Regions from separate parts of the Homo sapiens genome. Here region 2 is linked to region 1. A link is an interaction called in ENCODE POLR2A ChIA-PET data of the cell type or tissue named here. Cell type or tissue: Caco-2. All regions are shown on one strand.

Region 1 (2,500 bases):
AGAGGAAAAACATCATACAATTAAAAGGCACCATCGTTATTCAACTGGAAAAGTGCCTTCCCGGGACAAGTGATTCTGCTTGTGCTGTGTATGATTGGATATTTAGTGTGAATTTAACCCAGGGTGTCAACTGTGCTGTCAGTTAGAGCTAAGTGTAATGGGGCACTTAGTAAATGTGGAGGTAATTAAAGCCATCCAGATGCTGGATGTGGGTGAGCTTTGTGCTGCCTCTGGGACTGAAATGCTTTAGAGAGATGAAGTTCTGGAGTCTCTTTTTGGGGTGCACTGGGAGTGTAAGTCCCGGCGTTGGCCTTTGCTGCTGCTGTACCCTTCTGCTGGAGACTGAAAGCCACCTATTCTGGGAAGCCTTCCCTGATCACCAAGACAGAATCTGATGTTCTGGGTTTTCCTGGCACCGCACACACTTCTCACAATATCCTATTATCTTAGTTTGTTTCTATGCCCATCTCCCCCAACTGGAGTCCAAGATATTGTCCCTAGGATTTTTCTGACATACAGTTAGTGCTCAATAAGTGTCTGCTGAATGAAGCTTTTCAGGTTTCACAACCATGGGAAATCTTGGGTCTCAAGAACAGATCAAGGTGTTTGATTTTCCTGGGAAGGGTAGACCCTGTGTAGTTCTGGCAAGTGATCCCTCTTCTGATGGAAATTCTGTTTGATGCCCTCCCTAGTGAGGCCAGGGTGGCAACGTGAGCCTATCCTCCTTTGCAGCAGACCTGAGCCCTGTAGATTTACAGATATCTGAGTGTGGAATCCAGCCCTGAGTCCACACCTTGTAGAAAGCAGGAGGAGAGCAGGCCTTGAACAACTGAAGTTGCTTATCTGCTATGAGCCTCCTGGAGGCCCAAATAAAGAATCCAGAATGTGGCGAGTCTCCACTGCTGCCTGGGCCCTGTTGCCTCTAAGATGAACTTATCGCTGACCTTTCTGGCACATGGAGAATGTCCCCACTGCCCGGAGAAGAGAGGCCTCTCCTTGTGGTCCTGCATTCTGGACTCAGTGGGATCCACCGCACTCAGCATTCTTGGCTTCATGCTGGAGCTGAGCGTAAGGTGAGAAGGAGTTGCTGGGAACACTGTGATACCTGGCTCAGGCAGGAACCACCCAAGTCAGGCATGATCAGATCTTGGACTGACAGCCACCTGCTCTGAACAAGGCCCTGGACTCTGGACTTACCACTGTCTCTGACCAACCCTTCCAGCTGGCCTTTCTACCTCCAGATTCGGAGTCTGGAGTCAGGCTTCTGGCTGGTCATGGTTAGGTCCAGTGTCCATGCTCCAGCAGGAATTGAGGGGAGCGTGTCCCTCCCATTCGTCTGCCATTATCTCCCTGCTTCTTGGGATTCCCACAAATGGGGTCTCAGATGCTGGGCAGCCCAAGTGACAAATACTAGCTGGGTTCCCATTCTATGAACTTGATATTCTCTCTCGGAGGGCTCCATCTCCTGGGCCCATCTCTGCCCCATGTGGTGTCTGCTGAGGTGCCTGGGTCTAGAGAATCCACTTCCAAGATAGTTTCTTTGTTCAAAAAATGTTTTTTTTTATTTTTTTATTTTTATTTGAGATGGAGTCTTGCTCTGTCACCCAGGCTGGAGTGCAGTGGCGCAATATTGGTTTACTGCAAACTCCGACTCCCTAGTTCAAACAGTTCTCCTGTTTCAGCCTCCTGAGTAGCTGGGATTACAGGCACATGCCACCATACCCAGCTAATTTTTGTATTTTAGTAGAGACGGGGTTTCACCATGTTGGCCAGGCTGGTCTTGAACTCCTGACCTTGTGATCTGCCTGCCTTGGCTTTCCAAAGTGCTGGGATTACAGGCGTGAGCCACTGTGCCTGGCCCAAAATTTTAAAACGAAAAATTAAAACATACAAAAAAGCCAAAAGAATTGTTCAAAAAATGCTATACCCATCATCTATTAGGTTGGAACAAAAGTAATTGCGGTTTTTGCCATTCCTTAACCTAACAGATTCTATGCTTAACTTTCATTCTGCCACATTTACTTTAACACACATGCATCCATCTCTCCACCGCTCTGAGGTAGCTTCTTCACTCTTGGGTCTGATGCCTGATGCTCCCTGCACTCTTTCTCCCTATGTGGCCTGAGCTTCTCACAGCTCGGTGGTCTCGGGATAGTTGTTCTTTCTGCATGGTGGCTGATTTCCAGGCCAGTTCAACACCATGCTTGAAACTGACACAGCATCTCTTCCACAATTGTCTATTGCTCAAAGCAGTCACTGGGTAGAAGAGCATGTGGGATGGGGAATACCAGCCACTTAGGATAAACAGTCAGCTGCAAAGGGTGGTCAGTGGAGCCTTGAAAAGGTGATATTGGGGCTCGGTGCGGTGGCTTATGCCTGTAATTCCAGAACTTTGCGAGGCCAAGGCAGGTGGATCGCTTGAGCTCAGGAGTTAGAGACCAGCCTAGCTAACGTGACAAAACCCCATCTCTACCAAAAATATGAAAATTAGCTGGGTGTG
Region 2 (2,500 bases), 1.5 Mb after region 1:
TGTTGGGAAAGGGCAGGCAGAAGGAAGCTGAGAAGTAACCACAGGATTGCCTAAATAGCACCTGGGACTTTCTGCACTCCTGCCCCCCTGGAGCATATTTAACTTTTCTATTGCTACAAAAACCATTCCAAACTTAGCAGCATAAAACAGCAACCATTTTATTGTGCTCATGGGTTTGGTGGGTGAGGAATTGAGAGAGGCTACAGGGATCTCTGCTTCAAGTTGCCTGGAGCCACTGCTGGGAAGAATTAAATAGTTGGGGACTGGAATCAGCTGGAGGGTTTTTTACTTACCTGTCTGGTATCTGGGCTGGGAGGACTCAAGGTCTGGGTTCATGGGGGACTCTTGACCCAGGCACCCACATATGGCCTCTTGGTGTGCCTTGGGCTCCTCCCAGTGTGGCCACTGGTTTCCAAGAGGGAGCTTCCCAAGAGAGCAGCTAGAGAGTGAATGTTTCAAAAGATGAAAGCATAAGCTGCATGACCTTTCAGGACCTTACCTTAGAAGTCACATGACATCATTTGCACCATACTTTGTTGGTTGTAGTCCTCACAGTCCCCCACTGAGACTCAAGGGGAGGAAACAAAGACCCTCCACCTCTGTTTGGGGAGTGTCAAGGTCACATTACAGAAAAGTGTGTGGGATAGAAGTCACTGTTGTGACCTTCTTTTAAAAATATAATCTGCTCCGGAGCCCAAGTGGAAAGAGTACTGGGAGGCATCCTTTAGACTGCAGGCTTACTGGTTGGGTGTAACAGAAGCAGATAGAGTTGGTGGAGGGATGACGGCAAAAGTGATTGGATTCCAGGCTGGGTAGAGAAGGGCATGTGAATCCACAGGAAAGGTCATCACTTGGATTGAGGGAGGCTGGAGTGGAGGTTAGGATGAAGATGAAGAATAGGGTAAAAATGTGGGATGTAGAGAGGAAGGACTCCAGTGGAGCCCAGTGCTTGCTTTCACCTGTTACTTGGGGAATCACAGGTTACAGGTTTTGTCTGTAGTTATTTTAAATACACAGATGACATCTTTGTCTTCAACCCAGTAATACAACAGAATTATTTAAGGGACCAAATTGAGTGTGTGTTTAAAAGGGAAGAGGGAAGCGTTGTTCGTTTCTCACCCGACGCTGCCCTAAGTTCACGTCCCACTTTTACATAGATGGAGAAGCAGCTCAGAGTGTACTGTTTCCAGCTCTAGTACTGTGACCTTTAATATACCTTTGGTTGCCATTCCGAGCTGGATCAGTGTGACTCCAGAGCCTGACCACCTTCTGTTATGTCACACTGCCTCCTGGTTCCTGGTTCCCCCAGATGACAAACCACCAAATGAAAAAGAACTTTGATGATTAATTTCCATTCCTCCCCTGGAACCCCTTTGGGGTCATTCCTGAAGAGCTGGGTTTGGTGCCAAGCCAGAATAGGCACAGACACTCCCATGGTAGGGCTCCTTTCTTGTGAGGGAAGCTGAGAGTCTTCCAGATCACAAACTGCAGATGGCAAGGGGAATGTTCCTTTACTCCCTCTCTGCTGTCCCTGCTGGGACAGAGGAGCCTGTCATTGCCTCAGCTGGTCTTGCTGCTGCATGTAAAATCTTTCATTCATCTCTTGTATTACCTACTCTGACCTCAGGCTAGATTGTTTTCATGTTCCTAAAGCCCCAATTGTCTTATCCTTAGCCTCATGATTTATAGAACTCCAGCTTAAGGCAGAACAAAGACTTTGGAACTGAGCAGTTCTGCCTCTTCCCACATGTCCACTGCCTACTAGTGTGATGTGATCTTGGGCAAGTTACTTCACCTCTCTGAGCCATAGCATCCTCACCCATCAAATACAGTAATGTCTGCAGTGAGGGTTGTGCAGATAGCAGGTGTCCCTCCCCTCTTTGTCTGATTCAGTATTGGCAGGGACAGCTTTTGCTTCCTTCCCTGAGAGCAAGGTTCTTTAGATTCGTGTCACCCAACCCATCTTCCTCCTCCTCAGATTACCTCTATAAACCAGCCCCCTCATCCTGTGCACAAGTCTCACATGAAGAAACATTCACTTTCCTTTCCAGGGTTTATCCTCAAGCCTGGAAAATCCCCCTCAAATACTGTAGAATCATCTATACTGAACAGAATTTAGAGTACATTGTCACCCATCTTGCATGCCATATTTGCCACATGACTTTTGGTGTGTGAATGTGTGTGGGGTATTGAGGGGTATTGCCTTATTTTAATGCTAGTTTACATTTGCAGTATATATGAGTAGGTTCTAGAGAAGTATATTTAAGTCCTCTGAATTATGTTGGTGATTTACATACTTCATAAATTCCGAGAGTAAGGAGAGACTCAGAATGCATACTCAATGGCGCAGTCTCCTCTCAAGCATACTTGGCTTTGGTTACACTCTGCTTGAACCCTCCCAAGACACTACCTCATAAGACAGTCCATTCTGCAGCAGCTGTCATTGTTACAGCATTCTTCCTTGGGATGCAACTAAATATTTCTACCCAGAACTTCTCTC

What was found. ChIA-PET counts read pairs that join two places held together with the same protein. Peaks named below come from ENCODE experiments on the same cell type or tissue, not always from the same donor. Only the 100,000 strongest peaks of a DNase experiment are listed, where the experiment ranks them.
Region 2: POLR2A ChIA-PET joins it to region 1 with 7 read pairs; 2 of 35 experiments call an interaction of 5 or more read pairs at or near these places.

What each region holds. Positions count from the first base shown.
Region 1 is chr20:37,282,858-37,285,357 of GRCh38, forward strand. No RefSeq gene overlaps it. Among named protein-coding and RNA genes, the nearest start is that of MANBAL, 5.5 kb to the right of the region's middle. In Caco-2, no CTCF peak of the experiment used is centred here; a DNase peak (open chromatin) is centred at 1,171.
Region 2 is chr20:38,761,888-38,764,387 of GRCh38, forward strand. The region is part of intron 5 of ACTR5 (actin related protein 5); the gene reads left to right. Among named protein-coding and RNA genes, the nearest start is that of ACTR5, 15 kb to the left of the region's middle. In Caco-2, no CTCF peak of the experiment used is centred here; no DNase peak of the experiment used is centred here.